Regions from separate parts of the Homo sapiens genome. Here regions 2 and 3 are each linked to region 1. The links are chromatin contacts, found by Hi-C or POLR2A ChIA-PET in ENCODE. All regions are on one chromosome and are shown on one strand. The core of a region is the stretch at or near the end of the contact, and the rest is flanking DNA. Distances in the headings are between cores, read along the strand shown. Region 1 overlaps OSER1-DT (OSER1 divergent transcript). Region 2 overlaps LOC124904910 (a long non-coding RNA gene). Region 3 holds the start of R3HDML (R3H domain containing like).

Region 1 (4,798 bases), core at 1,215-3,714:
CCAGGCCTGAGATGATGGTGATCGAAGGGGCAGGTGGCCCTAAGTATGGAGAACAAGTGAGCCGATTGGAAAGTTGCGTAGATCAGGCCTTGGGGAGAGATTGACTACGAACAGGATGGGCAGTGAGAGAAAGCTGACAATGATACTTTGCTTTCCAGTTTGAGCAACTGAATGGATATTGGTGCCCATCTCAATTAAACTCTGTTGAACCCAGCTGACAGTGAGCAGAGGAAGAACATTTAAATGGAGAATCATAGTAACAGCTAATACTTTCTTTTATTTCTTTCCTTTTCTTTTCTTTTTTTTGAGACAGAGTCTTGCTCTGTTGCCCAGGCTGGGGTGCAGTGGTGCAATCTTGGCTCACTGCAACCTCTGCTTCCCTAATTCAAGTGATTCTCCTGCCTTAGTCACCCACGTGTGCCACCATGCCTGGCTAATTTTTGTTTGTTTGTTTGTTTGTGGAGACAGCGTTTTGCCATGTTGGCCAGGCTGCTCTCGGACTCCTGGCCTCAAGTGATCTGCCTGCCTCAGCCTCCCAAAGTGCTGGGACTGCAGGCATGAGCTACCATGCCCAGCCTATGAGGGCTAATACTTTCATAGCTCTTCCTATGCATCAGAAGACTCATTTTAATTCTCACCACAATTCTATGAGATTACCATTATCACACTCATCTTCCAGATGAGGAAACTGAAGCAAAGAGAAGTTAAGTAACTCACCAAGGTCACACAGCTAACAAGTGGCAGAGCTAGAATTTGAACCTAGGCAGCTTGGTAGAGTCTGTGCTGTCACTGCCTCTCTGTGCTGATATATCTCTAAATTAGTTCAGTTTGGACAGAGTGAACCTGAGAGATCCGTGGGGCAGCCGCGTGGAGGTGTCTAGCAGGCATGCAGATATATGGTTCTGAAGCTCACATGGGAGGTGGGGACTGGAAATAAAGACTGTGGAGTCTGCATACAGGTGGCCATTGAAGCCACAGGAAAGGTCAGGACCCTTAAGGAGAGGGTGGGAGATAATCAGAGGAAAGAAACAAGGGAGCCCTGGAAGGCAAACACAAGCATTCCAGTTGTGGGAAGGACATAGTCCTTTCTGCAAATGAATACACTGCACCTGGCTTATAGATCTTCAGTCAACAGATAGTCCATCCCGCAGAATTTGTTTGGCTCTGGGTACCCTGACAAAATGGAGTTCCTGGAGCCACAGCCCTAAGGACCTGCCTCAATGGTGGTGATCCTCCCCACTTTCTTCTACCATGAGAGTCCACTGGGGGCCTGTTGGCTTCTCTGGGCATCTGTTTTTTGCCCCTCCCTACAACTGAAGAGCCTCCAGCTCCTCTGTCTACCACCCGTCCACTTCGTCAGCTCAGGTCCCCTCCCTGTCTCTACGACCACAGTAACATTTCACCTGGAGCTTCTTCAGGTCCCTCCTGAACTTATTTTCAGCCCTTTACCCGTACATTTCTTGTATCTCCTGCTAGATTCTAAATTTCTGGAGGGCAAGAAAAACCTATTATGTTGACTTTCCCTCCCTCAACTCCTGCTCCCCTGTGTGTGTTAAATGGCCCGACCCCGTTGTCCCATGGGACTTCGCATGCAGTCCACCAGAATAGGAGCTGTACCTACCACAGGAGCCAGTGAGTCCATCAGTCAGTCAGTCATCTCAGCAAATAATTCCAGTTGTCTACTGGCTTTCTGGAAACATGACTGGGGACTGTTGATGCCTTTGACAGTTGATTCAAGCAGCAGGACCTTTCACAACAGCCTCCTGTTTTTGTGGATGGGGAATAGGCAAGGGTTGGGAAGCGGGAATTCGCCGCTCTTTCTTGTCATTCTCTTCATAGCCCCCAAGCTACTGTGGTCTATTGTTTTGATAGTTGCTTTCCCGAAATGTTAACAGGATGGAGAGTAAAGGAGGTAAAGGAGGACTCTGATGCCTCAGCCATGCGCCTGTGTGCCGATTCCCATTAAGCCTGCACCAATTTGATTTCCAAGACTCCAGTCAATCCTCAGAGCTCCAGGAGGGGAGGGGCAGCTTTTCCTGGTAGCTGCTGATCACCAGCAGAGGGAGCCCTAGGACTGCAGGGCCTCTTTCCTTACCGTTGGTGAAGCCCTTCACTGTGGCTTCAAAACTGTGGAAGACCCGGGATTTGTGGATCACTTGCCTTTAGAATAGAATCAAGAAATAAAGCTGCAGAAGAAAGAATCTCCATGTGGTAAGGATTGGAAGGGAGTGTTGAGAGGGGCTTTTGGGGTGCTGGTAATATTGTTCTTTGACCCGATGTTGGTTATAGGAGTGTGTGCTATAATGTGGTATATGTACATTTTTCTGTGCGTATAACTAAACTTCAGTTAAAAGTTTTTAAAACTTAAACATCTCTATGTATACCACAAAATAGGTATCAGGTTAGGGTGAGCGGTTTTTTTCCCTACAATTCTTAACCTTATCTGAGTCACAAGACAGCCCTCCCTCCCTTCCTCCGAGAAAGCCACAGACCACTGGTTAAGGACTTCTCCTGCAGCAGCCGAATAGAGAAAGTGAGCAAAGGACATGAGCAGACGGTTCACAGCAAAAGAAATACAAATAGCACTTAAACTTATGAAAAAATGCTCAATCTCAATCTTCAAAGAGAAGTGCTTATAAAAAGTATGCGGAGATACCATTTTTAACCTGTCAGATTGGCAGAAATCCCAAAGCTTGACAGCATGCCCTGTGGATGGGGCTGGAGGTGGGGGAGTCGGGAGAATAAATAGCAGGACTTTTAATACATTACCAGTGGGATTGTGAAATTGACAGCCCTGTTGATTTGGGCAATATCTACCAAAATTACAAGTCTAAGAGTCTACCCTGTAGATGACATTTGTACCTATATGTAATAATTTATGTAAAAGATGATCCATTGCAACATTGGCTGCAATAGCAAAAGATCAGAAACAACTGAAGTGTATGTACAGGACTGGTGCATCCACAAAGCAAAATACTATATAACTGGGAAAAAGTTTGAGGAAGCTGTGTGTGCGCTGAGGAAAGATCTCTAAGATATAGGTGAAAAAAAGCACGACGTACAGCTAAGAATATATGTTTGTATTGCTTCTATCTTCATAAAGAAAAACTGATAAGCTAGACAAGTAACTAAGAAGTGTTTCAGGAAGTGGTTGGGGGCCAGCAGGAGGGGCCGGGCTTCTGAGTGTATACCTTGTGTTCTGATTTTTGAATCATGTCAGTGTATAACCTGTGCAAAACAAAACAAAGTTTAGAGTTCCTGCTCTAAAGCTGCTGAGCTAAGCCTTTAGGAATTCATAAATTATTATATCTGCCCAATTAAAGAATAGGTGGGTTTGGTTTTTCAGTTTGAACTGAGCTGTGTCTTGGTGAGAGTCTTCAGCTTACTCCACATTTGAACACAGTTCAGGAAAGTGTATTGCAGTTTCCTGGCTCAGCCTAACTCTCAAGAATTCTTTCTTTACCCTCCATATGCTCAAAACCAATCTTGCCCCTCAAGTGTTGACACTCAGCTAGCTATCATTTTTCAAAGTATTTCATTTTCAGCTTATGTATTCATGAGCATCTAACTCTGCCTGAGGGGGAGAAGAGAAGTTTTCACCAGAAAAGTATATCTGTGTTTTCAGAAACCAATAGATATGAAATCTTGCTCTCCATCCCTTATCTTTGCCTGTCTCTATAGCCATCCTTTCTCCTTTCCCTCCTCCTAGCTAAAACCAATCCCAGCTCTCCTCCCTTCTCAGGAAACTCACTTTCTTCTGTATATGCAAACACACATCATGTCTTCTGTCATAGTAAAACCAAAAACAAAAAAAGCAAACCCCAAACCCACAAAGCCCCCTTCTACCCAGGTTCCCCACAGAGCTCCTGTCCTTTTCTCCCTGTTGGAGCCTTAGCCAGTGGCTCTACTTCTTCCCCTCTCCACCCACCCCCCTTCTCTCTCTCTCTGGGTCGGTCTCTCTCTGTCTCTCTCTCTCTCTCAGTGGCTGTACTTCTTCCCCTCTCCACCCACCCCCCTTCTCTCTCTGTGTGTGTGTGTGTGTGTGTGTGTGTGTGTCTCTGTGTCTCTGTCTCACCACCCTTTCTTCAATCTACTGCAACCAGACTTCTATCTCACCAAAACGTTCCTTGCCAAGGTCATGGATAACCTCCTTGTTGCTGAATACAGTGGCCCTAGTCTCATTCTCATGTTGCTTGAGTTTTGAGCCCTGCCTGACGCTGAACACAGCCGCCTCCTCCACTCGCTCTCCTTTCAGTCCCTGTGGCCACTGCTCACAGGGGCACCCTCTCAGCCTCACCTTTTCTATCTCCTCTGCAGGCTCCTCTTTTCTTGCCGGTCTGCTGACCCTCAGGGGCCATGCCTTGGCTGTCTTCTCATCTCACATTCACTTCCAGGATGATGCCGGGTTGGAGAATATGGAAAACAAATCTGACTTGCTCGAGTGAAAAAGGAATCCACTAGAAGAATGTCAGAAAGCTCACTCAACAAAAGGAAAAGCTAAACAGCTAGGCCTTATCAGCCTGGGAGCCAGACCGAGCCCTTCCCAGGTGCCAGGAATCTCTGAGCATTGCCTCAGGCGATTCAGTTCCACACATCTTTGTTCCTGATACATCTCTCCGTACAAGATTCAAATTCCCAGGAAAGAAACTGATTGGCTTTCATGGCAGGGTCATATTTGACCCACTCCTACTCACAGGGGCAAAAACTGTAACTTCCTTTGTATTTTTTCTTTTTCTTTTCTTTTTTTTTTTTTGAGATGGCGTCTCGCTCTGTCGCCCAGGCTGGAGTGCAGTGGCAC
Region 2 (4,853 bases), core at 767-3,266, 70 kb after region 1:
CTGCCTCAGCCTCCCAAGTAGCTGGGACTACAGGCACGTGCCACCACACCTGGCTAATTTTTTGTATTTTCAGTAGAGACGGGTTTCACCACTTTGGCCAGGCTGGTCTCGAACTTCTGACCTCAAGTGATCTCCCCACCTCATCCTCCCAAAGTGCTAGGATTACAGGCATGAGCCACTGTGCCTGGCCTCTTTAGTATTTTTGTTTTAAAATTTTGTTTGTAGAGACAAAGTCTCACTATGTTGCCCCAGCTGGTTTCAAACTCCTACACTCAAGCAATCCTCCTGCCTTGGCTCCCCCAAATTTTGGGATTACAGGCGTGAGCCACCATGCGCAGCCTTTTAGTGTTGACACCCTTGTTGAAAATTAGTTCAGTGTAGACATACTGATTTAATTCTGGGTTCTCTATTCTTTCCCATTGGTCTATCTGTCTGTTTTTATGCCAGTACTATGCTGTTTTGGTTACAGTATAATTTGAAGCCAGGTAATGTGATTTCTCCAGTTTTATTCTTTAGCTTTGGCTATTCTGGATCTTTCATGGTTCTATATAAATTTTAGGATTATTTTTTATATTTCTGTGAAGAATGTAATTGGTATTTTGATAGGGATTGCACTGAATCTGTAGATTGCTTTGGGTAGTATGGACATTTAAACAGTATTAATTCTTCCAATCCATGAACATGGAGTATCTTTCCCTTTTTTTGGTATGTCCTCTTCAACTTCTTACATCAATGTTTTGTAGTTTTCATTATAGAGATCTTTCACTTCTTTGGTTAAATTAATTTTTAGGTTTTTATTTTACTTGTAGCTATTGTAAATGAGATTATTTTCTTGATTTCTTTTGCAGATTGTTTGCTGTTGGCATACAGAAATGCCACTGATTTTTGTACATTGATTTTGCATCCTGCAACTTATCAGTTCTAAATTTATCAGTTCTAAGAGATTTTTGGTGAAGTCTTTTGTTTTTTCCAAATATAAGGTCATATTATCTGCAAACAAGGATAATTTGACTTCTTCCTTTCCAATTTGGATGCTCATTACGTCTCTCTTTTGTCTAACTGCTCTAGCTAGGACTTCCAGTACTATGTTGTATAACAGTGGTGAAAGTGGGCACCCTTGTCTTCTTCTAGATCTTAAAAGAAAGGCTTTCAGTTTTTCCCCATTCAGTATGATACTGGCTGTGCGTCTGCCATACATGGCTTTTATTGTCTTGAGATATGTTCCTTCTATCCTGTTTTTTGAGTTTTTTTTATCATGAAGGGTTGTTGAATTTTTCAAATGCTTTTTCAGCATGAATTGAAATTATCATGTGGTTTTTCTCCTTCATTCTATTGATATAATGTATCACACTGATTGATTTGCATATGCTGAACCATCCTTGCATCCCTGGGATAAATCCCACTTGGTCATGATTAATGATCTTTTTAATGTGTTGTTGGATTCTTTTTGCTAGTATTTTGTTGAGGATTTTTACATCAATGTTCATCAGGGATATTGACCTGTAGTTTTCTTTCTTTTTTTTTTTTAATGTGTCTTTGTCTGGTTTTGGTATCAGGGTAATACTGACCTCATAGAATGAGTTTGGAAATAAGCCCTGCTTGTGATTATAGTAGCATTTTGGGTCCCCAGGGAATAGCTTCAAATCAGAGCCAGTGTAGAATATACCTTGAAAGCTCTGGGTATTTCCCTCTTTCTTGAAATTTCTTCCTTTTCTCTGGGATACACTCAGGTAAGTGTTAGGCTCCTCTGAAGAGCTTAAAGGAAAATAGTTTATACTTGTGACAGTCACAGGAACTTTTCTCAAGGAGATCTAGCCTTCCCTACATTTCATGGGCCCCAGGGCACTGAACTGGGTAAGAGATTACTTCTGCAGGACAGTTCTCTGGGTGTCCTTGGACTGATCCAGTTCTCCCCACTTTCTTGTTTACAATTCTCTAAAACAACAGTAGAATGTGCTGGAATGTAATATCTTGACATAGGAAGGGACTAGCCAGAACTTCCTGGGCTCTGTTCCAATCCCCCCAAAGCCCGCCCCGAACAGGATGTCCTTCAGTGCTTTAGCCCAGTGATCACATTGCCCTGGGTCATAAAACCCAAGCCAAGCTACTTCCAGGGTCCCACTGCTGCAGTGCAAGTGAGGCATACACAGTCAAGGCATTATCCACCTTGGGCAGCATTCCTGAGGCTTGGGGGACCAGGCTTCTGTTGTCCTTTGCTCCTATCTGTAAGTAATAAATCTGCTTCATGTAACTTGTGAATATGAGTGTTCTGTCCCACCGGACTCAGACAAGTTGGTAGCCAGTGCATGGTGAGCCTGTTTCACCACTTTATTAGTCTGTTTTCATACTGCTGATAAAGACATAGCCAAGACTGGGCAATTTACAAAGGAAAGAGATTTAATTGGACTAACAGTTCCACGTGGCTGGAGAAACCTCATAATCATGGTGGAAGGCAAGGAGGAGCAAGTCATGTCTTACATGGATGGCAGCAGGCAAAGAGAGAGCTTGTGCAGGGAGACTCCAGCTTTTCAAAGCCATCAAATCTTGTAAGACTTACTATCACAAGAACAGCATGGGAAGGAACTGCCTCCATGATTCAATTAGCTCCCACTGGGTCCCTCCCACAACACGTGGGAATTCAAAATGAGATTATGGTGGGGACACAGCCAAACCATGTCTCCACTTAAAGTTAGGTCTCTGCTCACTGGACCCAAAGTTTTTCTGACTATACAGAGCAAGTAAGACTTAAACTGCTCAAATGTTTGATTTCTAGGGACAATATGATGAATTCACCTCCAGTAAAAGTCCCTGTGGGTCAAAATATTCCAGTGGTTGCTATGGCTCTGCTGCTATGATGGAGTTTGCACCCAACTCATCTCTGGCAGTAAGTGCTGCCACTTAGACTCTGCCACTCCTCATCAAAACCAGGAAGCCCATTTCAGTGGTGGCACTTCCCACTGTCACACCTAGGCTATAGAGGAAAGTACTCCAGGGCTTTTGAATGGTACTAGTGCTTTCTCTGCCAGTGCTTGCTCAGTGACTTAGTGAAAGGAGTGTCCTCTGGGCCCCCCTGGTGGACTTAAATGATAGGGTTATTTAAGGTGATAGGGTCAGGGTCAAGTCATACATAACAACTGGCTGTGGTGGGGCACCTGTAATCCTAGCTACTTGGGAGGCTGAGATGCGAGGACCAATCGAGCCCAGGAGTTTCAGATCAGCCTGCGCAACATAGTGAGACCCTGTCTCAAAACAAATTAAAATTAAAATTAAAAAAGAAAGATGTCACCCCATGATATTTTAAAAAACCGTACATAGTAAATCCATCCCAACATTTCTATTTCCTTAAAACTTCGAATTCCTCCCTTAATAGTATCTTAGGGAAATTCTAGCATCTCAACTTCAATGAATGTAGACCACCACTAAGTCCAGGTTTCAGTCAGTCAATCCAGGAAACCATTAGAGTCACTCGCAAATGCTGAGATAACATATTAAATCTAGACTCTCCAGAAAATGCATGAATATCCATAAATTTAACCCAGCCTAATATGGTTTGTTCTTCTTGGTCTGGCATCTTTATGTTCCATTGCCACACATACTCCCCCAGGTCTCTGTCAACATACATCAACAAAACATTTTTATTCTTTGGTATCATAGACTCTCTTTGGGTCAGACTTTGAACTTGCTCTCCTGGGGTGTGTAAGGGTCTGGAAGCAGTGAAGGGTGCTGGAGTTGGCCTTGAGGTGAGGCACCCCCTTGCAGGAAACTGTCTTGGATGAGGTCATTACGAGTCTTCCAGCAAGAGAATGATCTTCTCAGAAGAGGAGGAGGGCTGCTTCCACTGTTAAAGAGGACCTGGGTTGATTTGGAGGTTCAAGGTTGGCAGATTCATCTGATTTTACCCACAGGGGTCCAAACTGTATGTGAATAATGGAATGGAGCCCATGAGCCTGCCATTGCTACTGAATGACTGGGGGCACTGCTGTCGCTACTGAAGCTCATGTTACTTCACTGCTGCTGCTGAAAAAAAAAAAAACAGAAACCCCCACTCCTGCTGATTGCTAAAATGCTTTTCATGTTGTTAGAGCCCAGGATCATCTATAGTCACCTTCAGTCACCCACTGCCACTGTCAGAGCCCATTTCTAGAATCAGAGAAAAAATTAAAAATGTCCTCGTTTCCTCCACCTCCCAATCTCCACCAGTGTCTTCCACTAGCAGAGCCCAGAGGAAAGCAGGATGAGAAATGCACAATGCAGGCTTCCCATCCTGGGGATACAGAGGAGCACGTGGAGGGGAAGGGTGGAGGTCAGAGTCAACGGGCATCGCCCAGGACACTAACCCTGCTGAACTTCAGGTCCCTCGCCTCAAATACAAAGTTAAAAATTCACCCCCTACTTACCTCTGCAGATTATGTTGAGGAACTAAGATAATGATTGTGAGATTACTTTATAAATTAATCAAGTGCTGTACATTTGCAATAGAATGTTATTATTCCAGTTATTATTACAGTTGCATGGGTTATTTATATTGTTGTTGTAATAGGTACTGGGACTGCCACCCTTGCTCCCCCAGTGGCTGGGAGGATTGGCTGTTAATGGCTCACAGCTGAGTCCCTCTTGGGGCACTGCCTCAGCTGAAGGGAGCTGTCTCATTCAAGGTTACTCCAGTTCCCTAAGGGTAGCTTACATCCAGCGACTGGTAGGTACAGAGATAGAAAGGTCTGACCCTCCTTACTTCAATTTAGGACATCTCTGAAGGGCCATCCGAGACCCACAACTCTCCACAGGATCAGCTAAGGTTCTGGAACAACTGCATCATAGTTCAACTTCTCTCTCTGCCCTTCCCTGCTTGTCTC
Region 3 (4,708 bases), core at 807-3,306, 120 kb after region 1:
CACACGTACACACAAACACATTCACACACACATTCCTAGAGTGCACACAGTGTGCCAGCCACTGTACTAAGGCTCCACAAATGTTCACTCATTTCATCTTCGCAGTAATGCTACAAGGTAGGCACCGCTATTTCTCCCATTTTACAGATGAGGCACACAATGGTTGAGTAACGTGCCCAACACCTAGTTAGTGAGGGGGTGGGATAAGGGAAATTTGAACCCAGATTTGTGGGCTTAATTCATTTGCTAATGAATAGGCTGTGTTTGAGTGGCATCATAACGAACATCACCCTAGGCTTTTTTCCTTATGCATCTATATTTGGTTTGGTTAGAAAATGGCATCTTTGGCTGATACAAAAAAATTAGCCAAGTATGGTGGTGCGTGCCCGTGGCCCCAGCTATTCAGGAGGCTGAGATGGGAGGATCACCTGAGCCTGGGAGGTGGAGGTTGCAGTGAGCCGAGATTGTGCCACTGCACTCCAGCCTGGACGACAGAGCGAGACTCTGTCTCAAAAGAAAAAAAAAGAAAGACAGCCTGTCCAATATGGTGAAACCCCATCCCTACTAAAAAATACAAAAATTAGCCAGGTGTGGTGGTGTGCACCTGTAGCCCCAGCTACTTAGGAGGCTGAGGCAGGAGAATCGAGGTTGCAGTGAGCCGAGATTGCGCCACTGCACTCCAGCCTGGGCGACAAAGTGAGACAAAAAACAGAAAGAAAAAAAAAAGGAAAGGAAAAGGAAAAGGCATCCTTTTAGATACTAACCAGGCCTGGGGTCAGATCTGGACTTAAATCCTGGCGTGATTGCAGACTGGCTGGCTTGACTTTGGGCTTGTTCTTTCTCCTCTCTGGGGCTCAGTTTCCTCATCTATGAAATGGGGAGCTATAGTACCTGCTTCTGAAGGTTGGCTGGGCTTTTGTGTAAAGCACTCAGCCCTGGGCCTGGCACATAGCAGGGGCTCACTAGATGGGCCATATTAACTGTCTGCTCCAAGGCTGGAGGGTGTTATAGGGAAAACAGTCAGAAAATACTCTCCAGATGCAAGGTGGCCTTAATATGTCAGGATGTGGAAGGCAGAGAGAAGCCTCGGGGTCTGGGATCTCCCATAGGGGATGAGTATTTTTTCCTGGAATCCCTGCCCTGTTGCCACATCACTACCCTGACCATTTGCCCAGCCCAGCCCTACATGCTTCAGGTGAAAGCAGAGAGAGAGGGGCGGGAGAGAAAAGCCCATCAAGCAGCAGGCGGAGCCTCCCTGCAGGAGTCTGGCCTGGCTGGAAGGGGAGGGGGCTGTGGGGCCAGGGACGTCAGATGCCAACAGCACCAGGGGACCGTTAAAGTTGCTGCGCCGCCAGGTGGGCCAGGGTGTCTGCAGAGGTCCCCGGCCTCCTGGGCTGCCGCCTGCCACCGCTTGGGCTGCCCGTCCTGGGTACGCACCGTTGGAGCCTCCTGCCTGGTCTCTCGTGCTTCTCTGTCTCTTCTCTAAGTCGATTTTTCGCTCTTTCTTCTGTTTGTGCCCCTCTCTCTGTCTATTTCTGTCCTCCCCCAGCCACATTGTTGCCTCTCTCTCATTCTCTCTTATCTCTTTACCTTTCTATTTCTCATTCTTTTTTCTCTGTAACTCTTTTTTTCTGTCCCCTTTTTGGTCTCTCTTTTTTCTCTGCCTCTTTCATTCTCTGCCATTGGGTTTTCTCTGTGTCTCATTCTCAATTCCTAAATTGCAGCAAAGCAGGGACAAAAGGACCTTGCAATATGACTTGGGGTAAGGTGGGCCCTGCCCTCCGAGGGCATTGACTGAGCCCGCTCCAGCAGGATTGGTGAAGAGGATGTCTAGACTGGAGAGGGCTGCTGTCTGTCTCCTGGGCTGGAGGGACAGAGCACTGGCTTTGAAGTGGTGGCACCATCTCACCCCAGGGCCATGTCTGGATTAGCCACTGTCTGGGCATTTCTTCCCCTTGCCCAACCCACTCAGTCCCCTGGGGTGGAAAGGAAGGGGTGCTGGGCATCTGGACCAGAGCTGCATCTGGAGGTCTTTGCCAAGTTCCCAGGAGGCAGCATCCTCTGGGTCGGCACTGTTGGAGAACGCTCAGGGTCTGGTGCTCTCGTGCCTGCCCCTTCCAGGCAGCCGGCTCTGATTGCACAAGGCAGACCTGTGACTCCTCCATCCAGCTATGCCCCTGCTGCCCAGCACCGTGGGCCTGGCAGGCCTGCTCTTCTGGGCTGGCCAGGCAGTGAACGCCTTGATAATGCCTAATGCTACCCCAGCCCCGGCCCAGCCCGAGAGCACGGCTATGCGGCTCCTGAGTGGCCTGGAGGTGCCCAGGTACCGCCGGAAGCGCCACATCTCTGTGAGAGACATGAATGCCTTACTGGATTATCACAACCACATCCGGGCCAGTGTGTACCCACCTGCCGCCAACATGGAATACATGGTGAGTCCCCGTACCTGCCCCCCACCCCCCGCAGTGTCCCTTCCGGCAAACGCAGCCGGACTCATCTTGGCCTAGAATGACTGGCTTTGAAGAGCTGGACCACTTGCCTGCCTGGCCCCACTAGCCAGTATCTGGGTGTCGACCTGTGGAAAGGGCAGGAGTTAATCTGCCCATTTTACAGATGAGGAAACCAAGAAGGTTGCACAGCTGTTCCAGTGAGTCAGGCATGTGACTACTATGTAAGGAGCACCACTGTGCGCCAGGCACTGCACGTGAGTATCATCTCCATTTTCCAGAGGAAGAAACTGAGACTCAGAGAATTAATTTGCCCAGCCAGGATTTCAATCCAGGTCTGCCTGCTGCCACCTGGCACCATCACAACTGTAACCATCACAATCCCCTACCCAAGAATTTTGGCTCCCCACACTGGGGACCTGCATGGGGTGCGTGGCTGGTGCTTTCTATGCTATTGTCTCTTTACCCTAAGGTCTTGACTGACACACCCACAGCATCCTCCACAAGCCCCTGGAGGCAGGCTTGGAGCAGTGGGGACAGGTACTGGGGAATCTCAGGCTGAGGAAAACCAACAGCTGACCAGCAGAGGAAGCTGGGATGTCTCCCCTCAAAGAGGCAGGGCTGGTGGCTCTCACTCCAGCCCCCAAGAAGTCAAAGGAGGGCACCAACCTTTTGCTTACAGCTCCTCCCCCAGGGCCACTGTCCAAAACCAGCCTAGAGGGATGGGTTTCCAGCCCACCCAGAGATGTCTTTAGGGAAAGAGTTTGCCAGTCTGCCCCCTGAAAGACCAACACATGCCACTCGATAGCCTGAAAACTTAACTTTTTCATCGTATCCATTGACTTATACTTGGAGTACACTTGCAGCCAGGCACCGTGCTAAGCCTTGTGGATACTGCTGGTAACAGAATAGACAAGGCCCCTTCCTTCACGAAGGTGACATTTTAGTGGGAATAAGAGAAAACAAGCATGAACAACAAGATATTAATGTACATAAGATAACGTGAGGAGGCAATACAGTGTTGGGAGGGGCGGGAATAAGAGCCGGGATGGCAGGCAGCTAGAGTGCAGGGGAGTCATTGACTTGTTCATTCATTCGTTAGCACCTAGAATGCCCTCCATTTTTCAAACAAATGGCACATTTATTGAGCACCCGTTGTGCGTGTGTGGCACCTGCCCCAACAGGTGTTTAATGATTGCAGGCGGCATGGAGCAGAGAGGGTTCAATATCTCACCAGGGACTCCAGGGAGGGCCTGAACATGTAGGTTTGATGTTTAGCCTGCTCCTTCCCTCACTTTACCCCTTTGTAGCATGAGGGAAGCACTCCTCTGCTCTCCCTAAAAGACTGAGCCAGAGAGCCGGGCGCAGTGGCTCACGCCAGTAATCCCAGCACTTTGGGAGGCCGAGGTGGGTGAATCACCTGAGGTCAGGAGTTCCAGACCAGCCTGGCCAACATGGTGAAACCCAGTCTGTACTAAAAATACAAAAATTAGCTGGGTGTGGTGATGAGCGCCTGTAATCCCAAGCTACTTGAGAGGTGGAGGCAGGAGAATCGCTTGAACCTGGGAGGCCGAGGTTGCAGTGAGCCGAGATCCAGCCAGCCTGGATGACAAGAGTGAAACTCTATCTAAAAAAAAAAAAAAAAAAAAAATATTGGGCCAGACAACCCTGGTAGATACCTGGACCCCTCTTTGGATGCCCCATTTCTCCCTCCCTAGCTGACTTCTACTCACAGAACAGGCTGTCCAACTCGACAGCCTTTGCCCTAGCAGCCCTTCTCTCACTGCCGCAAGAAAGTTTGGCTCCCATTTCTCACTCTCACACCGACCAGGACTGTAATAATCAATGACTTGTTGAAGGCCTTGTTGCCTTGCTACCCTGAGTCCTCAGTGCCTAGAGATGTTGTTTGATATTTGATGAATGAACAAATCCTATTTCAGAGAATCCCAGGAAGTCAGAGATGGAAGGGAACTAGTATTTTAATGACATATTTTCTGGTTATAAAACTTGGAGAATTCATACATTGGAAAATTACAAAACTGTTAAGGAGGATGAGGAGGGCATTCACCATGTAGTGATGGGGAATAATCACTAAGACAAAAGAGCAAGGTGCAGAATAGAATATGCTGCCATTTGCCTATATATATGTGTGTGTGTGTGTGTGTGTGTGTGTCTGTGTGTGTGTGTATATATAGAGAGCTGCTTGTACAGGTATAGAATATATACCTGTATACAGAGGACACAAGAAGCAGTGGTGACTG

What was found. A loop is a pair of places that touch in the nucleus more often than their neighbours do. ChIA-PET counts read pairs that join two places held with the same protein, here RNA polymerase II (POLR2A). Pooled maps may share reads with other maps.
Region 2: a loop to region 1 is called in a map of CD8-positive, alpha-beta T cell, with 19 times the contacts of the local background. The contact joins two enhancer-like sites. A Hi-C loop is called at or near these places in 9 of 168 maps with a recorded cell type or tissue (CD4-positive, alpha-beta T cell, CD4-positive, alpha-beta memory T cell, CD8-positive, alpha-beta T cell and 3 more), 2 of 37 single-sample maps with no recorded cell type and 11 of 50 pooled maps. POLR2A ChIA-PET finds 5 or more read pairs at or near these places in 3 of 52 experiments (PC-3, Panc1 and naive thymus-derived CD4-positive, alpha-beta T cell).
Region 3: POLR2A ChIA-PET joins it to region 1 with 12 read pairs in activated CD4-positive, alpha-beta T cell. The contact joins the promoter of R3HDML here to the enhancer-like site in region 1. A Hi-C loop is called at or near these places in 1 of 168 maps with a recorded cell type or tissue (endothelial cell of hepatic sinusoid) and 3 of 50 pooled maps. POLR2A ChIA-PET finds 5 or more read pairs at or near these places in 5 of 52 experiments (CD4-positive, alpha-beta T cell, HepG2, WTC11 and 2 more).

The regions. Positions count from the first base shown.
Region 1 is chr20:44,215,472-44,220,269 of GRCh38, forward strand. All of the region lies in intron 2 of OSER1-DT (OSER1 divergent transcript), which reads left to right. Among named protein-coding and RNA genes, the nearest start is that of OSER1-DT, 6.9 kb to the left of the region's middle. Within about 2 kb of position 2,465, at least 6 of the 41 ENCODE cell types and tissues checked have a DNase peak (open chromatin) inside an H3K27ac peak, as active enhancers do; they include CD4-positive, alpha-beta T cell, where a contact is called at or near this core.
Region 2 is chr20:44,285,428-44,290,280 of GRCh38, forward strand. It overlaps LOC124904910 (a long non-coding RNA gene), which reads right to left. Exons shown (of 2, transcript XR_007067597.1): 2 at 2,299-4,017. Among named protein-coding and RNA genes, the nearest start is that of FITM2, 23 kb to the right of the region's middle. Within about 2 kb of position 2,017, at least 2 of the 41 ENCODE cell types and tissues checked have a DNase peak (open chromatin) inside an H3K27ac peak, as active enhancers do.
Region 3 is chr20:44,334,987-44,339,694 of GRCh38, forward strand. R3HDML (R3H domain containing like) reads left to right here and starts at 2,057. Exons shown (of 5, transcript NM_178491.4): 1 at 2,057-2,432. The coding sequence starts at 2,172. RefSeq lists an enhancer at 739-1,728.